2 separate regions of the Homo sapiens genome follow, and region 2 is linked to region 1. Evidence: chromatin loops called from intact Hi-C (ENCODE). Cell type or tissue: PC-9. All regions are shown on one strand.

Evidence for each region. Hi-C counts contacts between places; a loop is a spot of excess contacts. Peaks named below come from ENCODE experiments on the same cell type or tissue, not always from the same donor. Only the 100,000 strongest peaks of a DNase experiment are listed, where the experiment ranks them.
Region 2: a loop joins it to region 1, with 2.5 times the contacts of the local background. A loop is called at or near these places in 2 of 110 quality-filtered maps.

The regions. Positions count from the first base shown.
Region 1 is chr3:188,675,366-188,683,365 of GRCh38, reverse strand. The region is part of intron 7 of LPP (LIM domain containing preferred translocation partner in lipoma); the gene reads right to left. Among named protein-coding and RNA genes, the nearest start is that of MIR28, 9.4 kb to the left of the region's middle. In PC-9, no CTCF peak of the experiment used is centred here; DNase peaks (open chromatin) are centred at 205 and 3,445; H3K27ac peaks cover 2,261 bases.
Region 2 is chr3:188,291,870-188,299,869 of GRCh38, reverse strand. The region is part of intron 2 of LPP (LIM domain containing preferred translocation partner in lipoma); the gene reads right to left. Among named protein-coding and RNA genes, the nearest start is that of FLJ42393, 120 kb to the right of the region's middle. In PC-9, no CTCF peak of the experiment used is centred here; DNase peaks (open chromatin) are centred at 2,699 and 4,679; H3K4me3 peaks cover 2,328 bases; H3K27ac peaks cover 4,297 bases.

The sequences.
Region 1 (8,000 bases):
TAGGGTTCTCCAATGTGTCTCCTAAGTCATTTATGAGAAAGAAAAGGGGAAAAAATGAGTCCTGCTACCACTGAGACGCCCAGGTCCATGGCCCACAGTCTGACTCACGGTCAGAGAACTAAACTTGAGAATGTGTATAGACATCCCTTTACCTCATTATGCTTGGTCTAAGTGAATTTAAAAATAGGCCTTGGAGAGTTCCTGGACTACTCACAGCCATTGCCACAGAGTCGGTAACATAACATGTGACTTAAGATCACCTTTGTACAGTTTTGCACTGACTCATTCCTACCCAAATGGACTTTAGATGAAAAACTAATGCTAGCTTTCCCTCATGCTTTAATTTAGGATCCTATGCTACTGTATACCTTATTCTTCTTTGTGGTCATCCTGTTTTAAAATATAGGAAAAAAGAGAGGTGCTTGAGAACAGAAAGTGATGGCTGCCCCACCTCTATTTTGCTGCCAAGTATGATATACACATCCCTAGTTTCCTGTGTGCATTAGGGCCTGAAGAGTTGCCCTTCTCTGTCTCATGCATATGTGCCAAATCTGTCTCCAGTGACAGAGAGAAACTGCATGTGGTGCCTGGCTTCCGTTTCAGTAAAAAATATATTTATTTGGATTTCAAGATGATTATTGACATCCTTGGACATTCAGTACAACTTAGTAATTTGCATGGGTGTTTACTCCGCTTGCCAACATGAGCTACAATTAGGGTGAATATCAACTTTTTACAAAAACAGACTGGCCTAGTTCTACTCCTGAAATGCCTGCTCTCCAGCTTCCCTCAAACCCCATTCACTTGCCAAGGTAACCATAACAAATGCTGGTGCCTGTTGCTTGGCCTTAGCCTGACCAAGACACAGCCCTGATAGGCACCTGGGATAGTCAGGGCAGGGACAGCCTACAAAACGAATTCAGACTGGAAAAGTACAAGGTGAGAGCTGCACGGTGTAGATGTGTGTGCACTGACACATATGCTAATAAACGCAAGAGATGGAAAAGAAAGGCTCTTCCTCCTAAAAATCACACAATCTGTGTTACCATTGGATTGAAAAGTCAGTAATTTCTTGCATATGCATCATGAATTTAAAATTGGAAACAATTTTTCTTTGTGTGACATTTCTTGCTTTGCTATTAATATAGCAAATTCCCAGAAGACAAAAAGGAGAGAATAAGGAAATAGAAAAACCTGAATTCAAATCTTGCCATGGCCAAAAACTAGCTATGCAAACCTGAGCAGGTCTCAAGGCCTCAGTTTTGCCATCTGCAAAAAAACGAGGATACAGTATGAATACGGTATTCACTTCACGGGATTATGGTGAAGATCAAATAAGACAATATTGTCATTCATTCTTCTAACAAACATGAATTAGGTTCTTCCTCCTTGAAAGGTGCTGTTCAAGGTGCTGGGGATACAGCAGTGAACACAACAAACTCCCTGTACTCATAGAATTTGGATTTGTCAGTGTTGGGGCTGCTGTATGTGTGAGAGACAAACAATATGCACACACATTAAAAACATACATACTACACATCATGCAAACAATATCAGGATAGTGGTGAAAATAGATGTGAAAGAATTTTGTATATAGAAAAATGGCGTAAAAGTCAAAGTATTATTTAACATTATTACACAAGGGTCCCAGACATAAACTTTCTGCAATTACACGATTTCCTTCCTCCCTCCTTTTCCTTCTCCTTCCTTTTTTCCTCCCATAAGTATTAGTTAAGAGCATACTTTGAGAAGTGCATCATGGTGTAGTTTCTTAAGGGAATCTGATAAATTAGAAGCATATCCTGTCCGCAGGAAGCATACAGATGGCATAGAGTTAAGGCATTACAAATCTTTACCCTAGGTACAATGTGACAAAAGCTGCTTATCTTAGAGAAGGTAGATCAAATGCTATGAACATTTTGGAGGGAAAGGCTCTTCCTGAACCTTCTGGAGGTAACTCAAAGGGGACTGGAGATGTTGAGCCACTGTCCCAGGCAGAGTGAGCAAAGAACTGTGCATCCTAACAAAGACTTCTGGTACTCGGTAGCTCCTAGTGTACAAAAGGGAAATGCGGCCGGGTGCGGTGGCTCACGCCTGTAATCCCAACACTCTGGGAGGCCAAGGTGGGTGGATCACGAGGTCAAGAGATCGAGACCATCCTGGCCAACATGGTGAAACCCCATCCCTACTAAAAATACAAAAGTAGCTGGGCATGGTGGTGTGCACCTGTAGTCCCAGCTACTCGAGAGGCTGAGGCAGGAGAATCACTTGAACCCAGGAGGCGGTGATTGCAGTAAGCAGAGATCATGCCACTGCACTCCAGCCTGGTGACAGGGCGAGACTCTGTCTCACAAAAAAAAAAAAAAAAAAAGGAAATGCACCTGGGAAGATAGAGCTGGGGGTCTGTCAGCTGGAGCTGCATTCTCACTTATGCTCCCAGCTCCGTTTACTCTGTACCAGAAAGTCTTCATGAATGCAAGGATACTCAGTGCTCCAGCGCTGAGTATGAAAGATAAAACTTGCGTTTCATAATGAGACTTTCCCAGATTTCAAAGTTTGAGGTGACATTTACAGAAGCTCCTTTTTGCTAACAACAGCACAATGATCCTTTCAAAGATAATTTCTAAGTAAATGATAAGTAAAGTCATCTTCCTCTGTTGGGTGTGCAGCTCCAGTTACTTACTTCCTAAAGATAGGCTTTTAAGAAAGCTGAGACCTTTCCTGTAAACTTAATAAAATTATTATTTTCTCTTTTTGCTGTCTGAATGCATCACTGTTATTTTCTGCTACTGATTTGAGGGTAAGGTGGGGTAGTAAAAAAATGTTCTCCCACTATTGCAGGCATCTGAAATATGAAGTTAGAGAAGTAAGTTATGCTTTTTGGCTTTATTTCAAATACCCTTCTTATTATGAAGAGTGTGAACTGGAAATAAAGATGTCTTCTTTCATATGAAAGATTGTGAGCATTCTTGCTTGATAGTCCAAATAAATGGATGAAAGCTGCCAACAGTATGTGGCTTCAAATCAGCTTGTTCTTAAAGTCACAGAGAACTGAGACAATCTGAAGCGATCCAATTTAGAAACACTCCTCTAATTGTTACAATTTCAGAACAAAATCCCAGCAGAGGGTAAGTAAGAGCATATGAAGTCATAGTCCATATTTCCAGTTTTCATGAAGGTTGGAAAGGAAAGAAAAAGATGAAGAAAGAGAACGGAGAAGAAAAGAAGGGGGAGTAGCAGCTCTGGGTTTATAAAATAGCAATTTTTCAAAATAAAACAACATTTTTTCCTCTGATGAGTGCTCCTTTGGGCCACTAGTGAATGTTTGTTGACTCCTATTCACCAATGATTCTAATGACAATTTTGCTGTTTCTTCCTCATACCAGAGGAGATTAAAACCAATGAACTTTAGAAGGTAGTGGGAAAGACTGTGAAAGGCAGCACAGTGACAGCAGAGATGGCCGCTGACAGCCTGGGGGGATAGGAGGAAAAAATTACTGAGTTTCAGCAGAGCATAACAATAGATGGTCATGGTGATGACCCTGAGTCATCAAAAGGTTTCAAATGCTTAGAATAGCCCCATAAGAAAAAAGAAAAATATGCCATGCATTTTAATAAGGTTTTTATCCAAAATCTTAAAAATTGTTTATTATTAATTTTGTCTCTGATGGAGGAAAAGTCAGATGTAAAGTACAAAGTGACTAACCAGAGCATCCATGTAATGTATTCCTGAGCACAGGCAAATTTACCAGTTCCTCATAGTGGTCAAATATTTTCAACAGCAACTAAACATGCGCGCGCGCACACACACACACACACACACACACACACACACACACACACACAGAGTATTCAAAGTTTTGGCAAACTAAGACAGGACGACGAGAAAGACTAAAATGCTCATTTGCTTGGCTATGTTGTCCACAGGAGTGGCAAAAGGAATACCATAATTTTAATAATAAGTGAAAGGACAGAGTCATAAATTGAGTGGCTCCTATTATATTCTTGACAGTAAAACAAAAACAAATAAAAAAAAAACAAGTGAACTTTTCCATGAATGTTCACAATTTTCAACCACACCTGTGCTATTATCTGCATCTGTTCTAATCACTTCATGAGGAAGGCTTTCCAGTGATGTCCATTTTACAATTGTGGAATCCAAGGTGCCTATGCAGTTAGTAGTTGGTCCACAGTCACATGGCTTGTTGGGTGACTGGAGACCAGATCCACTGAGTTCCAATCCAAGTCCACATTCCTTCCTCTGCCCAGCACTGCTTCTTCCTTAGGCAGGGACTCCTCTCCCAATACCTCTGAAGATACCCCAGAGCACATGTTAACATTTCTATTATGGGTTGCCTATTAAATGCCAGCATCTTCCCATGTGTTCTCATTCAATCCACTCAACCAGTCTATAAAGCAGAGATTATTAACTGCCATTCTTCAAGTGAGGAGACAGTTCTTGGAAAGCTCAGGTTACCTACCTACATCTGCAGACTTATAATCTAACTTTACTCATTTGAGTCTGGCTTTCGTTTTGTGCATCTTTTCTATCTTCCCACAAGACTAGGATTTAACCTATTTAAATCTTATTTTTCCCTATAAGGGCAAGATCTAGGTCTTATTCATCTACATATCCCTCATCACATCCAACACAGCGAATGGGCCATTGAGGGTGCCCAAAAAATGTTCACAGCTGAATACATGTATGAATGTATGTATTACTTATGTATGTATGTAAGTATGCTGTATTCATTTAATGGAAAAAATATAAAGTTTGGAATCAGAAAGACTAGGATTTACTCTCCTTCCTGCCATTTGAGAACTGCGTGTCTTTAGGCAATTCCTAAAAACCTTCACAGATTTTCTGCTCACTAGAGTAAGGCAGAAATATACAACATATGCTGGTATCAGGAAATAGTCAATATTTGCCTGGCTAGGTTACAGTAGAATTGATTGCTCCATATTCTTTCTGGTGACCCATTCAGAAGTGTTTTAGGAATAGTTTAACAAAATGCTTAACCTATAGAAATAAATCTGAGCTGTATAAAGCTACATTAAATGTAATGTCCCGCAACAGAAGAAGACTTTGGTTTGTTATGCTAACATTTCAGCATCCTCATCTGCTCATTCATTCAGAATTGAGGAAAGCGTGTTGTAAGAGAGCAGCATGACGGAAACTGAGTCTTCAAAGAGGGGCTTTGCTGGCATTGGAACAGAAACTATAAAGCAATGTGTTAAGAGTTATAAGGAAAGTATGAATTGCTGCTTCTGGGAAATTTCCAAGATAGGTACTCATCTTCCAGTTGGCTGGGTGAATAAAGAAAAGCTACAGAATGTAGTTGAAGATTTGGCCGTTTCCACATAAGTCAGAAGCAAGACCACCCTGGGACCATGTTTGGGCTATTCCAGGGCTACAGTTTGATTTCAAGTATCAGCGTCCTCTGTCATTTCCAAATTGTCAAGCTACTGTCTTTGAGTAAACAATCCCAGGCAACCACCCAGACCTAGGGTAGGTGGGAGAAACAGCACTGATGTAAACACCTTAAACACATCCATCATTTAGATGACAATGGACAGTCCGGGCTCCTGTTGTACTTCCATAACATTTGTTAGGCTGAATTGTGATTTGGTAAGATAGATCCTAAATTTCAAAACTCCTCTTAATGTAAATTCAAACTTAATTTCACTGGCATGCAAATGACAGAGCAGCTCATGGAACGCTTCCCTCCCCCTCTCCCATTTCCCAGCAGAAGTTCTGTTATATCATCTCTAGGACAGCCACAGGAAGATTTAATAACAGCTTTTAAAGAAGCCCATTTCATGTAATTCAACTTGATTCAACAAGTATTTCTCTATCAGTTTCAATCTTATTCAACTTCCATATACAGTAGAGTAAGAGGGCATCTCTCCTGAAGAGATACCAGAAACTGAGGAGCAGATTTATGAATTTCACAAAGCCACAGATAAATCAAATATTAAATAAAAGACCCTTAATGATTTTGAGGATGGGGATAACAAGTCACATTCACTTAGTAACTATTATGTAGAAAACGAAAGGTGAAGAAAATGTTAGATTCTAAAAGTAACATAATTGTATTAGCTATCTATAAAACAATAAAGACTTGGCAGAGTAAAACAACATACATTTATTATCCCACAGTTTCTGTGGGTCACAAGTGCAGGTATGGTTTAGATGGGTCCTCTGCCTCAGGGTCTCATTGTCTACAAGCAAAGTTAGGCTGGGGTGGCAGTCTCAACTGAGGATTGACTGGGGAAGGATCTGCTTTCAAGTTTGCATGATTGTCGTCAACAGTCGGTTCCTTGCAGGCTGCTAAACTGATGGCTTCAGTTTCTTGTCAGCTACTAGGTGCCCTCACTCTTTACCACATGGACCTCTCCAGGTGGCAGCTGACAACATGGCAGCCTGTTTCTTTAAAGCCTACAAGGGTGAAAGTCCCCTCATAGAACAAATGTTACAGTCTTATATAACACAATCACACACAAGTCATCAAAGACTACATGTGACCTTTGCTGTTTCTATTGGCTAGAAATCATAGGTCCCTCCCACACTCATTGGGAGGCAATTACACAAAGGCATGAATACCACCACGTGGGAATAATTGAGGGCACCTTAGAGTCTGTCTAATGTCATTTTGTTCCCTCTGTATAAGGATCTATAAGGCCACATTGGTCTTTAATGCAGGAGAGGGGCCTTCATTTTCTGAACAAGAAAGACCTTTAGATGTTGATGGAGATTTTACCCTTTACCCTGGCACAATTTGTTTAAAACGTAATGCAGAATTTTACCTTTTTCAAGTACAAAGACATATAACAAAGAACGAAGAAAACTGTTGTTTGTTTTAATCTTTTCAAATATAATTTTTGCACAGGGTTAGAAAATACACGTTTTTTGGAGATGCATTAATCCCATTCTGGAGTTCAAATGTGTTCTCAACTTCAGTGCTAATGACCTGTCTTCTACCTATCTAAATTACCTAAGATGTGGCGACACGGAGTAGACTATTGAAAACACTTAATTGACAGCTTGTACCCGCTGGCTGCCCTTTATTTACATCTATGTAGCTTCACCTGAATACAATGTAGCTGTTTCAGTATTTTAGTGTATCTCCCCACTATGTGCAAGGCAGGATTTTGTCTAGATTATTCCATGAATACACAAATCTAATCTTCAAGAATTCGATTCCACCAGAATACGGTGGTGACTGCTACCTATTTTTTTTAAAAACGTTTTCACTTTTCTAATATTTTTCCCTTAAAAATCTTTTTATCTATTACAGACCAAAGCCAATTCTCATTTAGAGACTAGTAATCTTTCATTTCCAGTATAGTAATCTTTCACCCCTAGGATTCTTTCTCTTAAATCAAAAAGAGGATTCCAATCACCAAAACTTAAAACAGAATTCCAATGTAAGAGAGAGGATTGCAGCAGTCGGGGCAGTACAAGAAAACACTAAAAATTAGGAACTCTGAAGACATGATTCCTGGGTGCTTTCTATAACAAAGTCAGGCTTCAACATTTCTGAGGAAAAAGAACATACCTTTTCTGATACATATTAAAATGGTTAATATATGCCTATGTAATGCAAATGAGCAATCAGAGCTCACTAAGAACTTTAGAATTATTAAATGTTGGAGTTGAAATAGAACTTTTTATTCATCCAGTTCAATCCCTGTAATTCCAGAAGGACATTTGGGGCCTGAACGGTTACATGACTTGTCTAAGGCTATAAAGCCACTCGACAGTAGAAATAGAACTAGAACAATGATATACTGGCTTCTAAGCTTAGCACAGATTACTACCAACACCCCTTGATGTGTTGTCCTTCATATACAAACATACATCATCCAGAAGGCATATACTTGAAGCTATTTCTCTAATTTGCTAGGAGCTATTCACAGTCTTAGCCCCACCATTCTTTATTTACTTCTTTGCTTTGTGTGTATGCGTGGTTTGTTTGTTTGGTCTACTTGTTGAGCAG
Region 2 (8,000 bases), 380 kb after region 1:
AGCGGTGAAGCTCATAACTCGAAATGTGACACAGGCAGACCTGGCTCAAGGCTTCCTGGTGCCCTACTGTCTTCTTTACAATGTCCATCCATTTTTCTCAAGAAAGGAGTTTTGTCTTAGTTTGCTTTCTAAAAGGGTTCCAAAACTGTTTTACTTCCCTCTCATCCCAAGGTCCAACATCCTATTTTTTTAAAAACAAGAACCAAGAATCAAAAAACAGATAGCCCACCCCAGATGCCTCACCTCACAGTGGGACGGGGAGACTATTCAAGAACTTTAAAATTCACTGTTGCTATTTTCGCATATTCATACAGCCAATTATCCTAACGGGACTTGTCCAACCTATTAAGGGGATATCCAGGCACAATTTTAAAAAAAGACACAGTCTGACCTAGAAAGGGAATCAGAGACGAAGATTCAAAAGCTGCTTAAGACGACGTAATGCTGAGGGAGAATTATAGTCAGCATCGAAGAAGCAACACAGCTCAAATGTGCCTGGTCTTGGAATGACTCACCGGTATTGCTGTGACGCTTTCCTGTCCCATTGATCAGACAGGTTTTTCCATTAGAATTTACTGACGACGTGCTCCCCAGTAAGTTGGTAAGATCAATTCTGTAGTTTTAAAATAAGGAAGATATGACTGAAATGTTAGAACACAGTCTCCACGCAGCACACACAAAAAAGCCCAGGGAGAGTCCGAGGCTGTGTGAAGGAAAAGTGGCCTCCCTTCTAGCTCAGCCCATGAGCAAGTTCACCCGTCTGTCTGCTCTGGGTTTTTTGATAAAGAGTTAACTGATTCTGATACAATCTGCTGCCTTATTAAGATGTAAGACACATAAGTTAGAGAGAGAGTGTGTGTATATGGGAAAAGTCTGGGCCTGCTTAGGGCCTGGGGCAAGAGTAGAAGCTAGGTCTTCATAAAAAGGCTGAAGCCTATAGAATAAGATGGAGCCTCATGACTGGCCTCATGGGGCTAAGCTTCCCTCTGCTCATGCAAACTTCTAGAACAGAACCCATCCCACACTGGGCAGAATAAATACTCATGATGGGAATGGGCCTGGGGTAGAAAGAAACAGATGGTCAGGACGCTGAGCTTTTGTTCCTTTATAGGATTGTTCAGCTTCCTCTCCAGCTGAGACCACACCCTTTTTGTGACCTTCTCACTCTTTTCATGCCCTGAGTGTGTCTTTTTCATCCTCATACCGATGGATTAAATGTCTTTTCAGAAAGCTTTCACTTTATGCACTGCAGGCCATAAGTAAATTGATACCCGTAAAGTTTGAGAAGGGGTACTCATGAGAAGCGCCTCACGAGAAGTGTGTGCCCTAGTCCAGACCCAAACATTTAGGGAGATGAGCTGAATTCTGGTAAAACCTCCCTAAGTGAGTCTTATCCACAGACTTAGGTGAGAACAATTGCTGTGTGGAGCAATCACCAACAATGGTATTTAAGAGAAGCAAAGGTAAAATAAGCAATGGGGTAGCCAGGCTAGTGCCCCCAGGAGGATCAGTGGCCAGTAGCCTGTGCTCATGGTGGACAAAGGGAGGGGGCCCAGAGAGTGACCAGGATAACAGAACGGCATCCATTCTGGACAAGGAAACAGAAAGCTGTTCCCAAGAAAAGAGAAGTGTGATCTGTCGAGGATTTCCAGAGAAGAGGATCCTATTAGGATCGTATCAGGAGCTCATTGGGCTTGCTACCACAATTGGGAAATTTGGGCAGGATTTGGGTTTGGAGAGATAGGTTTGCAAAGGATGTTCATTTCAGGAAGGCTATCAACCAATCTATACAATATATTCAGTTTATTAACTTGGAAAAAAGATAACAGTAGGTAAAAGTAGATGAGCACATTCTCTGTAAATTACTTTAATTATTGTTGAAACAATGATAGGCTCTGAAGAAACTTCCCATTGGAGAAAATTTGTCATAGGCTCCCAATTCAAAGATACATAATCCATCATGGCTACTACATTTCTATGACATATGTCTTTTGCCAAAATGAAGTAGTGAGCTCAACTAAGTACCTCTACCTGATCCCTTTGAATGTCAAAACCAAGTCCAATTCAGTTGTCTCATCAGTCTCTAGAAACATATCCTTATTGTTTCACTTCAATATGAAATGCTCAATATGAAATTAAGGATTAAGCTGGGTAATGAAACCTAGCCCCAGTGTCCTTTGATAATGACTTTTGTATTAATAGTTTCTTCATATATAAAATGGAAGGGGAAAGAAAAGATTTTAGTTAATAACCAAGATAGCTGTTCAGCTTGAATCACTATATAAACTACTGACTCACATTTTAAAACCTGATAGGCAATCTTTTGTTTTCTTTAAGCAACATATAGTCTCTCATTTGTACCATCAATCTATTCAATTCCTGATTTCCAAGAATCTTTTCTGCTTTATTCACAATTCCAAAAATAGAATTTATCTACTTGATTAGAGCCTCCCATCTATTGTAGTATTACGGAATTTATGTCTTTACCCCTTGGAATTTTTTACCCTACGACATTCTCTAAAACAGTATCTTGGAGGGAAGGAGTCTGAAATTTACAAGCAATGTCCAAAATTTGGCACTGAGGGGTGGTTGTTATTTCCGAAGTGGGGGCTGATTCTTGCACTATGGACCTTGGCAGTGTTACACAAGATTTGTTGACTCAAGGCTGAGTTATCTAAGTGTGTCCTTCAATTGGTGTTGCATAAGTAGATTAACCAGACTGAATTATAGATCGAATGACATCATTCCCTGCTCAGGAAACTGCCCCTGGTTTTTCACTTCCATATTGTGGCCCTGTCCTACCATTCTAGCCTCCCACTTTTTTCCCCTAAAGGAACTATGTTGACATTTGGGAAGAGTGTGGGGCAAGAAGCCTGGCACTGCAGAACGTCTCCTTTCTCCACTGCTTCTTCTCTTTTCTTGTTTGCCTCCCTCCCACTCCCTTGTTCTCAGATGAGGAGGCAGAGAGTTACCCAATTATTGAGTTTGGAGAAGAAACTGGCCATGTGTAACCCAGTCACTTCCTTCCAGTCTTTGTGAGTTACCTGACTGTTAGAGGCAGATCCTCCCTGCTCTTCATGGTTGGGAGCTTTATGCACAGTGTGCCCTAAATGGGAGTTATTGAGTGCAGGAGCTATCTGAGAGGAAGAGGGTAAATTTCATTCATGGGTGCTGCATTAGCAAGCCCAATGAGCTAATGTTCCACAACCTGGACATTATTGCCATCTGCCTCTGTGTGACTCCATTATTTTCAACTGGTTTCAATATAGGTAGGAGAGAATGAGAGAGAGAACAGCAAGTGGAGCTGGGAAAGGACTTGGTGACTAAGGCAGAGGCTAAATTCAGTTTCAATCAGCCTCCTAAATTATCACCTACTGTAACCACACTAAATGTGCACTATCTGATACCTGGATACATCCCTGCCTCTGCTTTTGCTCACACTCTTCAGTCAGCCTAGAACTACCTTCCCAAACCCTTACCTCTTCCTACCCTAACCTCCAGCCTTCTCAGACGGGGCCAACCTCTGGGATTCCTCCATCCCCCGAATCCTCACTTATCTTTTTCAAGCATTTTTGTCTTTATCACTCTGGAGTTACACAGACATTTTTAAGTCAAATCTCTATAAGACTCCAAGCTCCTGAATTGTCAAGGGCCAAGTCTCATTTATCTCCAAATCCTCCTTCTCATCCTTCCCCCAGTGGACCAAGTTAAACATTTAGTGGGAACTTATTATGTGCCGGCATGAAACGAAGAGCATTATATTCACGATCTTGCTTAACCTTTCCTAGGAAATAGGTACAGTCATCAGTCTCTAGATGGAACAGGGTCTGTGCTCAAAGGAATTCATCATTCCAGGCACACCTTGCTGCCTCTGGTGTAGGGAAACTTAAAGACTTGAGGCAGACTGGCAGATGTGGTGAAAGTGAGGCTCAGGAAGGCTATGTGCATTTCAAAACTGACTGTTCTATCTTCACTGCCTTAACCTTCACCTACACTGCCCCTGGGTTTAAGAAAAAAATAATTCTCACTTAAAAACAAAATAAAGGCTGGGCACGGGGCTCATATCTATAATCCAAGCGCTTTGGGAGGCTGAGGCTCACTTCAGCTCAGGAGTTCAACACCAAGCTGGGCGACATAGCAAGACCCCATCTCTACAGAAATTTTGTAGGTGGGCACAGTGGTGCATGCCTGTTGTTCCAGGTTACTCGGGAGGCTGAGGCGGGAGGATTGCTTGAGCCCAAGAGGCTGAGGCTGCAGTGAGCTGTGATCACACCACTGCACTCCAGCCTGGGCTACAGAGTGAGACCCTGTCTCTAAAAAATAAAATAACAAAAAAACAAAAATGGGAAGATGAGGAAAATAAAAGTCCAAATGGTCACTGCTCAACGAAGGGCCTAATTGCTCAATGTGAACAAAACTCTTCATCCCCAATCTTTGCTCTGAAAACAGAGGTCTGGATGACTGTGGTTTTGTCACTAGATGAATAGCGAGCCCTGAGGATTGTTAGAATTACAAGGCCCAGACCAGATCCACTCAAATATAGCTGGAAGCTTTCTAGTAACTCTAACCGTGCATGGGGAATGAGCTGCTCAGAGAAGTGAGTCACTTACTGGAATCTGTGCTGCCTGCATTACTCAGCTGATATTAATACACCCACTTGTTCATTAAAGTTTAATTGGAGTTCATGTGAATTGGTTTCACCGGATACTTAATCAAAGAGAACTGTTTGTGTACGAACCGTTCAAATACAAAGCTAGCAACACAGCTCTCCTTCAGCCTCTACACACGTCCACCGGCTGCTCTTTTAATTCTGTTGACACAATAAGTGAGTCAGAGAAGGTGGGACAATGACCCTGATGGAGGATGGGAAAAGCTGTCTATACTCAAACACAAAACAAGAGTAAATGAAAAAATCCTTTGTGAGAAGCCAGCCACAGTTCTCTAAACCCATCAGCTACAGTCAGACACTGGCCAGGACTCGAACGGCACCTCCTAAGCGGGAGCTTGTTCCTTCTAGTTTCTTTCTGGGGCTCATTATCAAAGCTGCAGGTCTCCTCTATTCCCTGGGCACCTGTTTTCTAGCTGTACATCTTTATTTTTAAAATGGGTGGATAAGAAAATTAACTATCATTCAACATAATCACACATTTCTCTTGTGCTGACAAGCAAACCATGAACACAATCCCTAATGCCTATTTATACAATCAGGACTGTCAGTACCCTGTTATTTCTTATCAGATATCTCATTAATCAACATTTGAGAAAGTATAAATTTTTAAAGCTTCTGAGAAAAAAACGTGCATGAAGTTAGGTGGAAATATACTTGCTTCGGTTTGGTGGCTCTAGTTGTGTTACCACTTTTTCCTTAAGTGTGTTCACCATTGTTAAGCATGCATGACTTATTTACCAAAAACAAATCAATATGAGTTTAAAACTTGGCACTATGCACTATTTTGAATCCCTGAAGCAATCCTCAGAGAATAGATTAAAGGGAAATCCACTTTTTAAAACAGGTTTATTGAGATATAATTTACATACAATTCACCCATTTAAAGTTTACGGTTCTGTTTTTAGTATTTCACAGTGTTGTGCAATCATCACCACCATATAAAGAGCATTTTCAGCATCCCAAAAAGAAACTCACAGTTATTAGCAATCACTACCTATCCTCTACCCCAACCCTGCCGGCAACCACTACTTTCTATCGCTACAGACTCTATAGATTTGCCTATTGTGGGCTTTTCACATAAATGGAATCATATAATATGTGGTCTTTCATAACTGGCTTTTTTTTTTTTTTTTTTTTTTTTTTTGACAGAGTTTGGCTCTGTCACCCAGGCTGGAGGGCAGATCTCGGCTCACTGCAACCTCCACCTCCCGGGTTCAAGCCATTCTCCTGCCTCACCATCCTGAGTAGCTGGGATTACAGGCACACACTACTACGCCCAACTGATTTTTGTATTTTTAGTAGAGACGGGGGTTTCACCATGTTGTCCAGACTGGTCTCGAACTCCTGACCTCAAGTGATTCACCCACCTCGGTCTCCCAAAGTGCTGAGATTACAAGCATGAGCCATGGTGCCCGGCCTTGTAACTGGCTTCTTTCACTTTGCCATAATGTTTTCAAGGTTCATCCATGTTGTAGTCCATATCAGTACTTTATTCCTTTCACTGCTGAACAATATCCCATTTTATTTTATGCCACATTTTGCTTTTCCATTCAGCCAATCTACTTCTTAAAAATAAAATAACCTCCCATCTACCAAATAATAGCAAGTGTTTTGATAGATATTAATTCTCAGTTTGACATATATTTTGCTTATCCCTTCGATGATCCACTCATGACTGTCCAATTATCCATGTTTAAAAAGTGAGCTTTGCATTAGACAATTCTCAACAGTGGAATGAGGTGGCAGTACCTTATAACCTAAGCCATTCTACATGTAAAACTCATCAAGATGGTAAGTTTATTGTTTCAGTATACAAAGAGCTCTCGCTAACATGATATAGCTAGATTGTGGGCTCCCCACGTTAGGAGCCATAGTTACAGAGCCCCAGGCGGGCAGGCTTAGAATATACTAGAGGAACAACATCCAAAACCATCTCTCTCTCAAGAAAAACCACATTTTCTGCTTCTTAAGATATTAAACCCAACCACTTAGTAATAAATACCTATAATGTGCTGTGCGCCACCATTATAATTAATAAGATATGAGACCAGTCCTCCAGAGTTCAAAATCTAGCAGAAGAGACATATAGAATGAGTCAATGCCAGCTCAAATAAAATTAACGGTATGAGAGAAACTCAGAGAAGGGAATCTTCCATTTGTTATGTCTCACTTGTAATGCTGGTGATTTCATTTCTAACCTTGTTTGTAGAGTTGGAGCTAATTATTACACAGTAGAGACAGTACATAGACTTCCATGAGAATGTAGAATCTATACAAGTTGATCCTTACTGGGGGCATAAATCACACCAATAAAATTACCAGATGACGTAGACCTCAAAAGAAACCATCAAAAATGGAAAGTCAAGGGGTCAAGGAGGTCATCTGTCAAAAGAGAAACACTTTCTGCCTCCTTATAAAGCATGCTTTTCAAGACACTATCAGGAAGCTGGTAATTCACTGAGAATTGCCACCTAAGAAACCATGTAGTGTAAATAAAAGAAATAGATTTCCAAAACCTATGTCAGGTAAACCATACTCTAGTACATGATGCTAATAATACAGCACTAGGCTTATTGGGTACCATGTGTGTAAGAGATTCAAAGGCATTTTCCAAAGAGAATTCAATCCTTCCCACCTCCCAAGCAAGTATAGTGCAGACCCTTAAGTCATCAGGAAACTTAAGAGCATATTCCATCCCTCTTGCTCTATATTCTGACGACATGTCCAGTCTTCCAGATAAAGGCACTCTGCAATCAGAACTAGATGTTTGAGTCATGCTTCTGTTTTTTGGAGTGTAGAGGTATTGACCACCTTAGATCCAACTCATGAAACAGATTAAGTTTTCACACAGTCCAAAAATAATTGATATGCTTAATGAGAACTTATTTCACTTAAAATTTCTACCAGCATGAAACCCTCTGTAATATGCCCATCCAGTTTGTACATCAGTAGAAGTGCTCCTCTTTAAATTCATATAGCAAGTTTGCACATCCTGTTTCCTAATTACCTCATGCAAAAAAGGAATTGTACCTTCACTTCTCTTGTTCATTAAAGCAAGGTTCACGAAATGCTTTGACATTTGATTTTTGAAAAACACATGCTGGTTTAACCGAAGGTCCTAGAGACTCATTGCTGTTTAAACTTGGGGAGAAACAAGATGGTATCAAATCACAGTTAACTTTTTAACTGATCTGTTTAAAGAAAATTAAAATGGGCATTTTTAAGATATATTACAACTCTATATAATCTGACAGTACTTGGTAAGAATTACCTCCTTACAATCAAATCAGGGTGGTGGAGCAGAAAGCACCCTAGAGTCAAATGTTCTGGG